Regions from separate parts of the Mus musculus genome. Here all the other regions are linked to region 2. A link is a loop called in an ENCODE intact Hi-C map of the cell type or tissue named here. Cell type or tissue: heart. All regions are shown on one strand.

Region 1 (5,000 bases), 100 kb before region 2:
CACTATACCAACTGAGCTACATTTTAGCACAAATCTGTCTTTTTTTTCCCCCATTCATCTTTTTCCATTTTCCTTGTGAGTAGAAAGGGAGAGATGAGAACAAAGCTGACAGCCCCTGCAGACCTGGAGTGGCATTTGCTACTTTGTGGGTTCTCTTTTTTCTACCCTTCTCCATTCCTTTTCTTCTACCCTTTCAACCCCCTAATGCTAGATAGGGGAGAAACAAGGATAGAGAGGAAGGGGGACAGAGTCATAGGTTGACTACTTCCTGCTGGTTAGGGCCATTGCTCTCCTTGGGGCAAGTTTAATCTTCCCATTCAGGATACCTAATTTCCTCTTGTTTCTTCTTTGTGCACAACTACTTAAGCCATGATAAACCAACAACTCACCTGCCTCTCAGGGCCCTAGCATTTACATTTCCCTTTGAAGGAGGAGTCCCCAGAATTCTAAACATCATGTGGTCTCAGAAACTGCCTGCAGCTGACAAATCCCACCCCCGCAGGAGCACAAGGCCAGTCCTAGTCAGCGGCTGTGGACAATCTAAAGCAGCCCATAGGCCTCACCTGGATGAAAATGAAAACATATTCCCATAATATGTCTGTGATTGTCAAAGAGACCAAAGTTTTCACTACACAGACCCGCTAAGTTAGATGTGGACGATCAGTCTGCTCTGGGTCTGGAACAGGACTTCCTCTTTTCCACTCTTACCCATGCCTGGCTGCCGTGGGAATGGATTTATTGGGGGGGGGGGGGATGAGACAAAATACCAGGTGTTGGTGTAGTTATTCCCACCTCTGTGATAAGGTGGGGAACAGGGACTCAGGTAGGAGATGCACAAAGTAACACATGCTATTATAATTCCACTCACTACAGTCTTTCTATGCACGATGTAACACATGCTATTATAATTCCACTCACTACAGTCTTTCTATGCACGATGTAACACATGCTATTATAATTCCACTCACTACAGTCTTTCTATGCACGATGTAACACATGCTATTATAATTCCACTCACTACAGTCTTTCTATGCACGATGTAACACATGCTATTATAATTCCACTCACTACAGTCTTTCTATGGCCAGTGCTTCAGGTCCAACCGTACTTGCCTCCTGCGCTTGTAGTGATTTGTTATTTTCAGGCAAGGCCTCAATAGGTAGCCCAGGCTAGCCTTAAGCTCGAGCTTTCCCTGCTTCAAACTCCACGTGCTGGGGTTATAGGCACGCACAGCCACACCTATGTTTATCTTTACTCACATGTCCAGAGATATACCTTGAAACCTTATGAGTACCAATGCTTGCGTTTAACATGACTACCAATCTCTCTCCTTTGGAAGGTGCTGATCCTATTAGGAGAAGAATGTCAACTGCCCAGCTCTTGATGGTTGCTGGGCTCTCTGTGGCTTAATAGTAGGAGCTGTTGTTAGTTTTAGTGGGCCCTGTTTTTAAAACTACTTCTTTGTTTGTTTGGGTTTTTTTGTTTGTTTGTTTTTTGAGACAGAGTTTCTCGGTATAGCCCTGGTTATCCTGGAACTCACTTTGTAGACCAGGCTGGCCTTGAACTCAGAAATCTGCCTGCCTCTGCCTCCAGAGTGCTGGGATTAAAGGCGTGCGCCACCACGCCCAGCCTTTAAAACTACTTTTTAAATGAGGTAGTCGGATCACTAGTTTGCTCGATCTAGGGATAATGAGGTGGGTGGTAAGTGAAAGAAAGTAGGATTGTCACCCAGAAAACTGCCTTTGTACAAACAGCTTGCTTTAGGGAGCCTATAAATAAGTCTGCTACCTTGTGTACCAATTGGTAACTGTGTTCAGATAATTAATTCTCTAAACCCTCCCACGTATTTCTATACTTCATATTTATATGTTTCTATCAGAATGAGCAAAAACATGGCCACAGTATTAAGTCTTCACATAGGCCCACGGCTTTGTTTTCAGGGTAGACCTCTTCTCAGTATACCAAAAAAGCCTATGTAAGCTTGGACCTTCGACAGGTTTATGTTCCTAAAATCCTCTGTAGCATCATAGAAGGAGCCAGCTTTGGGAGTATATCCCATCAGTTTCGCAGCGATAAGGCTTCAGCATTCCTTTTGTGTTAAGCTATGTAAGTCTGTCACTTGCACTAGTATTTTACTGCAGCCTTCAGTCTTACCTGGTACAGAATGAGGGTGCACATTTGAAAGCATGCTCTTTCCTGATGGGAAGTGAAAGGGTGTGCTGTTTTAGATACTCAAAACATTAGGGCTAGGCAGGATGGAGAATAACAGGGTTAAGGCCTTTCTTCAGGCTGATAATCTTTTCCTTAGTACAAACGCCGGTGAAAACCTCCACGGAGCAGATTCTGCCTTTCTCTGCAAACAGCCCCCAACGTCTGCTGCTGGTTCTTGATAGAGTCTACCCGGCAACTTATATTCAAGTGGCTAATATGTGGGGGCTAACAGGAGCGCGGGCAAAATCGTCTTGGAGCTGCCCTAGTGAAGGAGGACCTCCGAGCAAACTCGGAAGTGGCCTCTCTTCCCATGTCCTGTAAAGCTGGTCTAAGGAAATAAAAAGATGCATGTGACGGGTTGTGTGCTCTGTTTGCGTGGACAGGGGCCGCGGGAACCGGGTGAGGGAGTTCGACGGTCAGGTGAAGCGCGACCTGAGGCCCAGGGCCCCGGGATCGGCCTTCCGAGCAAAGTTCAGATTGGGACCTCTGTTGGAAGCGCTGGCGAGCCGGGTTCCTCTCCGAGACCTGGGCGCGCTAAATCGCAGGCTCTGGGTCTGATCTCTCTCATGGACCCCGCCCCTCGCTCCTTAAGCCACACCCCCTCAAGCGGAACACCTCCCTTCCCTTGGCATTCGCCCCGCCCCTTCCGGTCCGCAATCCGGAAGCGTTCTGGAGCTTGCTAGTTCGCTTTCCGGCTTGAGAATGCGTTCTCTGTAGTGTGACTTGGAGCATCTTTTCTAGGAAGTAAACGCGTCCTAATTTGAGACGCGGACTTTCCGGCATTGCTGTAAAAGCTTCCGGCGCTACCTGGCTGTAAATACTCTGTATCTGACGCCGTGTCGCCCACGAAGGCGATCAGGTTTAGAAATATCCAGAGGGATCTTACGGTAACCTACATCAGCCCGCCAAGATGGCGATGCAAGCGGCTAAGAGGGCGAATGTGAGTACCCCGCTTTCTGCGTGACAGGGAAGCGATGTTGTTGCTTGACTGTTGCTGCGTGCCTGGGGAGCGTTTTTTGTCCCTCCGCCCATAGTTGGGGAAGCTTGTTATCAGTTCTGTCAAAGGAGGTTCTGTCCTGGGCTCGTCCTCAGGGGTGTGTTCTTTGAGCGACTTTTCGCCCCACCCCTATTGAGAGCCCCCTGGCATCAGTGACCTCGTAACGCCTAGGACCAGGCGTTAGGCTCTTCTGAGTCCAAAAAGACATACGGAGTAACTATTTGGTTCCTTGCCAGCTGGAGCCTGGGATTTTTCTCGAATGTAGAACTTTGGGAATCCTCTATTAATATTATGTAAGCACCTGCTTTGTCTCTTGTCTTACAAACGGGAAGCAATTCATCAGTTGGGTTTATTCAACACTACTGTGTAAAGGACTAGTCGGGCTTATGTTCTACTGTTGTCAGTGAGTGTTACCAAAACCTTTAAGGAAAAAAAAAAACATCTTTCAGGAAATTAAGAAGTGGTTAAAACTTAGAATCACACCAAAACAAAGACACATAATTGACCATTGGATATCCTGATGAAGATTTTGGGCAACCGCGATTATGTGAATCATTTCAGTGAATGAAAACTTAGTTCCTGTAAAATAAAAAGATGGTAGGAGTTAGGACAAAACTGTAGAGCTGATTCTATGATTTTTCTTATTAATAGAGAAATTGAATTGTTTTAAAGATACCTACAGTGCTTTTTATAGACCAACGAGAGTGAGCCAACATAATGGTAGAGACCTGATATGTAAGATTCCAGAGTAAAACTGGAATGTGGCTCAGTGATTGCCTAGTGGGCGTGAGTCTGGATTTGACTCCCAGCACCTCAAACCATGACAACCAAAAATAAGTAAAGAGGGGAGTGGTTGGTACACCAATAGAAGAAAAAAATGGTTGGATGGACATAGATGGATAAAGTTTACAATAGGAATATATAGTTACCATTTGATCATATCTGTTTTCTTCAAGAAGTGTGGAGCCCCGGGTCATATCCTATGTTGGCTGAGAAGAGTATAGAGCCTTTTCAAATTTTACAGGGGATGATGATGGTGAAGTTTTAGGAGAGAAGAGAGAGACATACACAGTGTTTTACACAGTGAAAAAGCAGATTTACTGGAGAAATATATTTGTGTGGCAGTTGTTGATTATCAAACTTGACCTGGAAATCTTAAACTTTTATAGTCTGTCTAATTATCACCACTACTCATTTGAAGGTAGGGATAAGCGTTTTTACTTTCATGTTTGTTTATTATTGTATGTGCACATGTAGAGGCCAGACGACAATTTGTGGGAGTCGGTTCTCTCCATGTGGATTCCAGGGATTGACAGCTCACCAGGCTTGCTGGCGAGGGCCAGCTCACCAGCCTGAGGGCAAATATCTTATCCTTTCATTCATATAATGCTTAGCTTCATACCAAAAGCCGTGTTGGTTTAATAAGTGATTACTGAAAATGTTTTGTCTGAGCTGGGCATGGTGGTGGCGGCGCATGTCTTTTATCCCAGCACTCGGGAGGCAAAGGCAGGCGGATTTCTGAGTTCGAGGCCAGCCTGGTCTACAGAGTGAGTTCCAGAACAGCCAGGGCTACACAGAGACACCCTGCCTCATAAAACCAAAAAAAAAAAAAAAGAAAGAAAGAAAGAAAATGTTTTGTCTGGTATGTAATTGACTGTAGTAGCAAAGAGGGACGTGTGAGTCAGCTGTAGAGGAAGAAGGCTAAGAGTGAGGAGTGTACAGCAGGTTCAGACAGGCAACAGACCGGGCCACAGTATCAATGTCACAGATAGGAGGAACAACAAGAAGGGTG
Region 2 (5,000 bases):
GTTGGGCTGGTTTGGAGCTATTCTGACTTATTTCCTAGCCATGTGTCCCTTGCTACTTGCTGTTTTTCCTGGCCAAGTGCTCATGGCCCATCTCCTCTCATGTTAGACTTTTCCACCTCCGTGCCCTTTCTTCTCCCTTCGGTCTCTCCTGAGAACTCTCACTTAATCCTCAAGTCCCATCTTTCTCCCTTTACCCAATCACAGGCTGTAGTCTTTTGTTGACCAGTTAAATCCGGGAGCAAGGTTTACATAACATCTGCTCCTGCTCATCAGAGGCAACCAGATCTTGGGAGCAAGTATTTAGCATTAAAATACACAGTAGCATCAGACCAATCCACTACACAGCTTTATGTATGCCTCTAATCAATTTAAAGTTAATCTTTATACATGAGATAGTAATAAAGAGATTTTATGCATAACATATATCCAATTGTCCTAACATTATTTGTTAAAATTTTTTTTTTATAGTCATCAGGGTGGTACATGTTTATAAGTAACCTCAGTTGCCAAGGAGACCAAAATACTAAGGTTACAAGTTTGTGCAGAGCTAGCCTGGGCAACTTAGTAAGATCTTGTCAGGACAATAAAACAAATTGCAAGAGTGAAGGTCAGTGTAAGAGCACTTGCCCAGATACACTTTTCTCTCTGTCTCTCTCTCAGACAGGATCTTGCAGTGTAGCCCAGGATGACCTTCAACTTGCTGCGCTAGTCTAGGCTGGCTTTAAAACAGAAGCTGTAAGGCTGGAGAGATGATTGCTCAGCGGTTAAGAGCACTGACTGCTCTTCCAGAGGTCCTGAATTCAATTCCCAGCAACCACTTGGTGGCTCATGACCACCTGTAATGGGATCCGATGCCTTCTTCTGGTGTGTCTGAAGACAAGGATGATGTGCTCATATACATAAAAGCTGTCTTGGCTCAGGGATTTTTCTTTAAATTTTTTTTTTTTTTCGAGACAGGGTTTCTCTGTGTAGCCCTGGCTGTCCTGGAGCTCACTTTGTAGACCAGGCTGGCCTCGAACTCAGAAATCCGCCTGCCTCTGCCTCCCGAGTGCTGGGATCAAAGGCGTGCGCCACCACGCCCGGCTTCTTTAAATTTTTTAAATAATTTTTTTTAAAATCTCTCAAAATAGAGGTTCTGATTTCCCTTGGATAGGACAAATATGCTGAAAACAGAAGTGAAGTTTAAAACTCTGCCTAAGTTCCCTCTAGGGTTTAGCTTTTGGTAGTTCCTAAAAGGAAGCAAACTTAGTATCTTTTGAACGGGTGTAATTTTTTTCTTTTTATTGTGCTACTTTGACAGGCGTGGGAGAGGGTTATACGGTATAGTCATGTGTTTTGCCATTACACTATATCCCCAAGTCTTATTTGTATATAGTTTTAAATAAAGTTTAAAAAGTATTTTATTGACTTATTTTTTTTCTCTAGTACAGACAGCTGTGCCCTATGCTCTCCATGCCTGCTTCCTCTTTCTTTCTTTCTTTCTTTCTTCCTTCTTTCTTTCTTTCTTCCTTCCTTCTTTCTTCCTTCTTTTCTTTCTTTCTTTCTTTCTTTCTTTCTTTCTTCCCTCCTTCCTTCTTTCTTTCTTTCTTTCTTTCTTTCTTCCTTCTTTTCTTTTCTTTCTTTCTTCCTTCCTTTCTTCCTTCCTTTCTTTCTTTCTTTCTTTCTTTCTTTCTTTCTTTCTTTCTTTCTTTCTTTCTTTGATGTATTTCCCCTCATTTTGTAGTTCAGAATGTATCTCTAAAGGAGTTCCTTAGGTCCTTGCTTGAAGTAGGGGCTCGTGCTTCTTACCACCAGTTGTACTTTACTGATCTCTTGTCCATTTGTTGGTGAGCTTTCTTGAGAATCAGAGGGTCTCATTATGTAGCTCTGCCTGTCCTGAAACTCACTATGTAGACCAAGTTGGCTTTGAACTTATTTACTTATTTATATATATATATATATAAATACACACAACTACTCTGTACATTCTATATAGTGAGGACTGAACAAAGCTTATTAATTTTTTGTTTGGGGTCTTACATGGCTAAATGTTATAACTATGAAGCTATTTAGTCTTTATTCACTCTTCACTTTTTTAGTGTAATAATCAGGGGAATTTCTGCCCAAATAAAGACTAGGCTCTCTATCTTAGATAAACTGTGATGCTTTGAAATGAACATTTATTCTTCCCTCTATAATTCCAGACCTTTCCATATTACATTAATTTAATAATTACATAGTACTTTGACTTTTTTTCCTTTGGAAGTGTTTTGTCTTAATTCTGCACACCGGTAGGATGGAGATAAAAGATGCTGCAAAATCCCTCCGGTAGACTTGGCTAAAGTCAAAGGGAACAACACTTGAGTTCAGTGGTTCAAATCTTTAATCCTGGCGCTTGGGATGAATGCAGAGTTCAAGGCTAGCCTGGTCTCCATAGTGAGTTTAAAAAAGGATGCAGAGTTCCTAGAGTTGTTTTTTCTTAGTTTAACTTGCGTGGATTACCGCAGGGACTTCTTTCATTCATTGCCATTATCATTTGGACAGTCATGCAATGTGCAGCCCAAGTTCATTAGGGGTCTTGCCCAAAGTACCTAGGCAACTGGAACCCCTCCGCACCGCACCGTCCTCTCCATTCCTTCTACTCCGCGCTTGGTCGGCCGTTCCTGGCGTCCTCCAGGCCACCGCAGGGGTCTGGAATCTGGGGTCCTCGGTCTTGGCCAGGCGTTGAAGGGTCCGGACTACGTTCCACGCGGAAACCCATCCTGCGCCCTGGCCGGCTCTGCCCATCCCCCAGTCTAGACAGGGCAGCAAAAGCTGGCCACTGTGGGGTTCACAGCCCAGAGCGCCTCCCCGCAGGCCTCCCGCCGATGCTGACGTCACGTCGAGGCGGGGCCTGTGCAGAAGGAAGGGCTGCGCGTCCTTGCAGCGCCCCGCAGCGGCCGCGTCCAGAAGCGGCCTTGTCGGCCCTGCGGCGCCAGAGACCTGACGCACGGAGCTCGATAGAGAGAGAACGAGAGAGAAAGGGGCAGACATGGCGGCTCCGCTCGGCTCCCGCTGAGGACCGCTGAGCGGGCGCAGGGTCTGCGCGGCCGGCCTGCAGCCTCGCTTCCGCCTCCCGCTCCCTGCCTCCTCGCGCCGCCGCCGGCTTCTGCTCCGCTCTAGCCTGTCGGGCCTGCGTCCCGGAGAGGCAACGCGAGCCGGCCCGGCGAGGCTCCGCTGGCCCCTGCCCGCCGGCGGGCCGGCCTTCCTCGCCTCTCCCGGGAGCGGCGGGCGCGGCGTGGACCCGGTCCCCCTGGCTGGACCATGGTGAACACCCGGAAGAGCTCTCTGCGCCTTCTCGGGTCCAAGTCTCCTGGGCCCGGGCCTGGGCCCGGGGCCGGAGCCGGAGCGGAGCCGGGGGCGACCGGCGGCAGCAGCCATTTCATCTCCTCTCGGACCCGCTCCTCTAAGACGCGCGCGGCCAGCTGCCCGGCGGCCAAGGCCGGGGGAAGCGGCGGCGCCCTGGACGAGGCCCGGGTAAGAGCGGCGGCCCACGGCCGAGGCTTGAAAGTGCTGGCCCGGCCGCCCGGGCTTTGTCTGGCCGGAGACCGTCTTGCGGGTGCGGTGGAGGGTGGCAGCCGCCGAAGGGCCGCGACTCCAGCACCTTAGCTGAGCCGGCCCGGTTCTTTTGTGTAAAGAACAGCACTCGAGTCCACGGGAGATGGCTCTTGGGGTTCCTTTCGGGGACATTAGAATGCTCTGCCATCCGTGTCCTTGCCCGGCTTTAGAAGGGAATTCTAGAGGAAGCAAGAATTTAAGGCTGCAGTGCCTGGCTTGGAAGGGGAGAAGAGAGAAGTGAAAGTTTTCTGCGGTGTCAAACCCCTCTTGAAAGTGTGTCAGCTCTTGCCGCTGTCTGAGTTTACTTAGTTTGGGGGTGGTTCAAGTTGGTAAGGAAGTGAACAGAGCTCCAGTTGGCAGGCAGGCAGGCAGGGATGCTGAAAAAAGTTTGTAGCTGCACTGACACCAACTTTAAAAACAAAACCAACGCTTAACGCCTCTGTAGGCAAGGCAGATCAGACACGGTGCTGTAAGCTGTAGGGCGAGCCAGCCAGCTAACCAAGGTTCTTGTAGAGAGCAGAGGACTTTCAAGTTACAAAGGGAGTATGTAGAAAGAAACGTGTCGAATGGCCATCGTGACATGGTTTCTACATTTCTGTTAAGGAAATGTTTTTCAAAAGTCAAACTAGCGTTGTTGTGGTCCGTACAATTGCAGAAGCAAGAGTTGCTTTAGTTCTTTAGAGATGAGATCTGAGATCCTGAACTTTTATCACCTGTAGTGTAAAACATGAAGCTAGCACATCGAGAAGTTTGTGTTACTATGAAATTGGTTCTGAATTCAAGGAGTGGGTTAATTCTGCCTAGAAAGAGGCTAACTTTCTAAGAGTAATTTGACTGAACAGTGTTCTTTATTTAAAATATTCCTTTAAATTCACACAATTTTTGTAACTTAACACAAGGTTTTGTAGGGATTTACAAAGTTGTGGTTTGTTTATACGTTTTCTCTGTGTTGACACTAATCAGAATGAATCTTAGTATACACAACAGAAATGCTATGTATACGCTTAGTATATACAGCAACCATGCCATGAAATATATTTATTGTATCTTTTTTTGTGAGAAATCCGGAAAGTATTTTTGAGCTGTTTTAATTTAGTAGACTTTTAGGAGTGTATAGAGTTCTTTGGTTGAGCTAAGTGTTCTGGAGGTTTTTTTTTTTCCTCCAGAAACCATCCTAAGGTACAAATTTCTGATGCTATCACATTCTTAAATAATTTTAAGGAACAGTGTGTCCTCTACACTTAAAGCGCAAATTAAATATTTAGCGTCTAAGTATGTAATTGTATCATGCTATGAGTGCCTAGTCTTTAGAGCCTTGTCAAACTCATCTGAGGCAATTAGCTCATCTCTCACTGATCAGTTTGTGGTCCCATTTTTGAATTCAGGGATCTCATGCTGTCCTCACCCCCTGAGGAATAAGGTGA
Region 3 (5,000 bases), 1.5 Mb before region 2:
GGGCTTTTCCTCTCCCCCCCCCCTTCCGTATTCCCTTCCCCCTCTCTCCACATGTTCTTGGCCAGCCTCTATTTCTTTTCTTCTTCCTCTTCTTCTTCTCCTCCCTCCTCCTCTCCCCCCCTCTCTGCCTCTACTACCCTCTTAGCTCCCCTCCCCATGCCCTGAATACTCTATTCTATACTAAAATAAACAAATCTATAGTGAGTATAGAAGAACTATTTATTATTATTATTGGTAGAGATATAGTTCAGAGCATTTACCTAGTATGAGCAAGGCCCTCCATTCAATCTCTAATACAACAAAAACAACTTTAAAAATATTGCTGGGATCTGAGGAGCATTCGGACTATGAACAACATTTCAGACAACTTCAGAATGAATGGTGAAGTTCCTCAGGGGGGTGGGGTAGGAGAGGCTGAGGACTTCTGGATGGACAAACCCATGCTAACTAAGGAGTCACACAGACAGGCTGTCCCCAGATCCTTCTGGCTGACCTCCAGTTCCTCCACCATCCTTCCTGTTTCCTCCAGGTCTGCAGCATTTAGCCGCCACCAGTCCAGTCTGCTTAAAGTCACTGCTCTAGTTTCTCATCACACAGACACCTTAGCAAACAGAGAGACAGAGACACACCCTAGCAAAGAAAACTGAAAGGTGAAGTGGTATGTCCAGGTTCCCACATGTGTAATAGTCAGATGGGAATATGGGAATTCTGGCCAAGGCCAATCTGTCTAGTTTTGTTCTATACAGCCACTTGCTCTAGAGCATATCCCTTCCAATTGCAATATTTCCTCCAAATTGCAACATTTGCTCCAGGAGGGAGCAAGAAGCTTAGGAGCCCAGGTGGTAAACAAAACCCCATGCCCAGAGAACACCAACAATCCAAACATTGAGGAAAGGTTATCAATTTTTTTTTTCAAAAAAATCTAATTGTAGGCTGGGTGTGATGCTCCAACACTCAGGAGGCAGAGGCATGTGATCTCTGTGAGTCTGAGTCTAGCCTAGTCTTCATACAAAGTTCCAGAAAAGCTGGGGCTATAAAGAGAGACTCTGTTTTGTTTTGTTTTTGTTTCTGTTTGTTTTTTAGAGATAGGGTTTCTCTGTTTAGCCCTGGCAGCCCTGGAACTCACTCTGTAGACCAGGCTGGCCTCGGACTCAGAAATCCATCTGCCTCTGCCTCCCAAGTGCTGGAATTAAAAGGCGTGAGCCACCACTGCCCGGTGAGAGGCCTTTTAAAAAGCAAAAAAAGGAATCCACATTTATCACACAGACACACACACACACACTGTTGATGGTTCTTTTTTGAGACAGTGTCTGAAGGACAGCCTGGAACTTGCTCTGTAGCAGACCTTATGGATAACCCAAGCTTCTAATCTTCTTAGTGCTTAGATGACAAGGATGCACCATGACACAGAAAATATTTTGACAGAGAAAATATTGCCAATAGTAAGGAGTTCTATGAACTGCTGAAACCCATCTAGGGAGCGCCTACATTCTAGACAACAGGTTATCACTAGAGATGTGCCTTCATGGTGAAGGCCTGCAATCCCCGGTACTATGGAGGCTGAATAATTTGGATTGCAAGGTCAAAACTTGCCGAAGCTGGGGGCTGGAAAGATGGCTCAGCGGTTAAAAGCACAGACTGCTCTTCCAGAGGTCCTGAGTTCAATTCCCAGCAACCACATGGTGACTCACAACCATCTGTAATGAGATCTGATGCCCTCTTCTGGTGTGCATGAAGATAGAAATCCGTGTACACTTGCCTAAGCTACAGAACGAATTCAAGAACAGTCTGGATAATTTAGGGGGACGCTGCCTATGTAAAAACAACAGAATGGCTGGAGTACAGCTGAGTGGTAGAAGGCTTATGCTAGCCTGCAGGCTCAATCCCCAGTACCCATGGGAGGCGGAGAGCTTGCATTGAGCCACATCCCTAGCCGCTGTGCATTCTCCTCTATGTTGTTTACAAGAACAGATAATCAGAGATAAAATGTTCTGGATATTCAGGAGGGTGTTACTGACATTATGAAGAGTGAATAGTTTCTTGACTAGACATAGCTGAACCATTCAACAAATATTTAACGGATTCCTGATACATATAGGCTCTGTGCCAAGGGAGATAAAACATACTTCTTTGATGATACCAATCACATGTAAAAACACAATGCGATTTCTAAACTCCTTTTTAAAAAATATTTATTTTATGTATGAGTACACTGTAGCTGTCTTCACTGTAGCTGACACACCGGAAGAGGGCATCGGATCCCATGGTTGTGAGCCACCATGTGGTTGCTGAGAATTAAACTCAGAACCTCCGGAATAGTCAGTGCACTTATCCTCTGAGCCATAAACGTGGTTTCTGTTGGCCTAAAAAAGGTCTATTTACTTTGCGAGACAAGGCTTGGTAGCTAACAACTTAGTTTTTGGTATATTCACATCCTATACTAGAGAGTTGGTAAATCAATCTAACCTGTCTCATCTATTAATCAGATTAATAATAGACAAGAACTGCACGCGGTACGTCTTCAAAAAGATAAGCTTTGTAAAAAATGAACTTGAGGACAAGACGATGCATGCCTGTAATTACCAGTAATGGGAGACAGAAGTTCGGAGTTTAAGGTCCGCCTTACCTGAGCCTGTACCACAACAAAATAAAACATGCTGATTAAAACGGTAGTTGGCAAGATCACTTGATCGTCGGGCTCTTTAAGTTTCCAGAGCCACTCCTCAACACACGCTGCACGTAACCGCGCAATCAGCCTTTCCCGAAAGGAGCAGATTCTGTTTCCGCCAGAAGATCTTCCCGGCGGGTGTGACCGCCAGACATCCGACCCACAGACCATGGGCCGCCCTCCGTCGTGCGCAAGGGCTCGATGCGGAGACACCGGAAGTGCAGGGGCGTGGCTAACTGCTGCAGCCTGCCGGTCCGACGCCGAGGCTGGGGGCGCGCGCAAGTGCGCGCTCGTTCGCGCGGCCTGCAGCGTACAGTAGTGACGGCCGCGCGGCAGGGGTCACGTGACCACAGAAGCTGCTTGTACAGTAAGAACCCAATATGGCAGCGGCGGTAGCAGTGGCAGCGGCAGCAGGACCGGCCACCCCGTAGAGCCCCCTACCCCCGCCACTGCGCGCCTCCGCGGCCGCTTGCTCGCTGAGTTGCTTCTCGGGTCCGACTTCCCCTTTCTCCCACCTTTCCTGGCACCGCGGGAAAAGCAGTGCAGGGCGCAGCAGGCGAGGGAACGCAGCCGGAGCCGGGGCACGGAAGCCTCCCAGTCAGTCAGAACCGACATGAGGGAAAAGGGCCGTAGGAAGAAGGGCAGGACCTGGGCGGAGGCCGCCAAGACGGTAAGGAGGAGGGAGCAGAGAGAAAGGCTGGCAGGAGTTCGTTTTCTCGCCGGCCACCCGTCGCAAGGCAAGGGAGGTCACTTGGCCCCGCGACCGGGTTGAGGATCAGGAAAGCGCGCGCAGAGAGCGGCAGTTACGGGCGCGTTGGAGAGCCGTGAGGAGACCGAGGCGTCGGCGCGAGGAATCCGTCGCGCGACTGCGACTTCTCGCGGTGGCTACGACTGGACCTCCTCGGTGTTGTGAGGTTGCCTTTCGGGGTCATGTCGCTGTCGCCCCTACACTGTTACCCCTTGTCTCGGCCCTGTGTGTTGTGCTTGCCCAGTAACCGGTTCTTCTCCCTTGTGCGCCTCGGAGAGCCCCGATTGGATGCAGACAGGAGGCGGTTTGTGCGTGCTTCCAGCCCCGGAAAGGAGAGGGGAGCGCTTGAGCTCGGTGGCGTTCTCCTGTCGAGGCAGAGGTGCTGCCAGACCGGGGCCCCCGCTTATCTTGCTCCGGGAGCCAATGTGAGGTCACGAGGCTTTTGTGTTTGCTGTGAGAGCTGAAAGTGCAGGAGGTGTTTAGAAACGAAGTAACAGGTGGGACTCAGAATTTTTTTTTCTGTTTCCGTAGAGACCTACTCTGAGTAAGGCTGCAATGCATGGTGGGACGTGTAGTTTATTGGCTTTCTTTTTCTCCTTTCCTTTTTCCTTTCCTTTCCTTTCCTTTCCTTTTCTCTCCTCCCCTCCCCTCCTCTTTTCTTTTCTTTTCTTTTCTTTTCTTTTCTTTTCTTTTCTTTTCTTTTCTTTTCTTTTCTTTTCATTTCTTTTCTTCTTTTTTAAGTTAAAGTGAAAGTGGACCGGACCAATGAAGTTGTGATTAGTGCCCCTCACTCCAATTTTGTTATATGGAATTTAAAAGTCATTTAGCAATGAGTATTTGTGAGAAACATTGTTTTGAAAAATTTAAAACGTGTATTTACGAAGAAAAGAAACCTTAAGGAGAAATTGAAGTTTCATCAAGCATTAGTAGCATTTCAACCTCTTTAATAGTGGACAACATAGTGGGTTCTAATAACTGAACCTTTATGAATTATACGTTTTATTTTCTCTTTAAAAAGATGTGTGTGGGGGCTGGAGAGATGGCTCAGTGGTTAAGAGCATTGACTGCTCTTCCAGAGGTCTTGAGTTCAATTCCCAGCAACCACATGGTGGCTCACAACCATCTGTAATGGGATCGGATGCCCTCTTCTGGTGTGTCTGAAGATAGCAACAGTGTATTTGCATACATTAAATTAATTAATTTTAAAAAGGTGTGTATGTGTATGTGTATGTATGTATGGAGTGTGTACGTGGCTATGGAGCACGCATGTAGAGGTGATAGGACAACTTGTAGGAGTTGATGTAGGTTCTTAGGATCGAACTCAGGTTATCAGGCTTGCTGGCCAGCGCAGTTACCCACTGAGTAATCTCGAAAATCCTGGATTGTTTGTTTATTAATTTATTTTTTGAAAAAGGGTTTCTCTGCCTTGAAACGCTATAGACCAGGCTGGGCTTGACCTCAGAGATCCCCCTGCCTCTGCCTCCCAAGTCCTGGGATTAAAAGTATGAACCACCACTGACTGACTCCTTGTTTATTTTTTAAATGAGACTTACAGAATTCAAAAGTAATGTTCATCATGGAGAA

What was found. A loop is a pair of places that touch in the nucleus more often than their neighbours do. Peaks named below come from ENCODE experiments on the same cell type or tissue, not always from the same donor. Only the 100,000 strongest peaks of a DNase experiment are listed, where the experiment ranks them.
Region 1: it touches region 2 in a loop (4-fold over the local background); 5 of 42 quality-filtered maps call a loop at or near these places.
Region 3: it touches region 2 in a loop (4-fold over the local background); 4 of 42 quality-filtered maps call a loop at or near these places.

Annotation. Positions count from the first base shown.
Region 1 is chr12:4,814,669-4,819,668 of GRCm38, forward strand. Sf3b6 (splicing factor 3B, subunit 6) reads left to right here and starts at 2,940. Exons shown (of 4, transcript NM_025323.2): 1 at 2,940-3,151. The coding sequence starts at 3,122. It also overlaps the pseudogene Gm20348. In heart, no CTCF peak of the experiment used is centred here; a DNase peak (open chromatin) is centred at 2,803; H3K4me3 peaks cover 2,064 bases; H3K27ac peaks cover 1,582 bases.
Region 2 is chr12:4,914,427-4,919,426 of GRCm38, forward strand. Atad2b (ATPase family, AAA domain containing 2B) reads left to right here and starts at 2,927. Exons shown (of 28, transcript NM_001362349.1): 1 at 2,927-3,495. The coding sequence starts at 3,283. In heart, no CTCF peak of the experiment used is centred here; DNase peaks (open chromatin) are centred at 2,875 and 3,965; H3K4me3 peaks cover 2,699 bases; H3K27ac peaks cover 2,288 bases.
Region 3 is chr12:3,423,875-3,428,874 of GRCm38, forward strand. It overlaps Asxl2 (additional sex combs like 2, transcriptional regulator), which reads left to right and starts at 2,983. Exons shown (of 13, transcript NM_001270988.1): 1 at 2,983-3,338. The coding sequence starts at 3,282. It overlaps 1110002L01Rik (RIKEN cDNA 1110002L01 gene), which reads right to left and starts at 2,873. Exons shown (of 3, transcript NR_030694.1): 1 at 2,627-2,873. In heart, CTCF peaks have their summits at 2,250 (motif pointing right) and 4,565 (motif pointing left); DNase peaks (open chromatin) are centred at 497, 2,907 and 3,727; H3K4me3 peaks cover 3,478 bases; H3K27ac peaks cover 2,315 bases.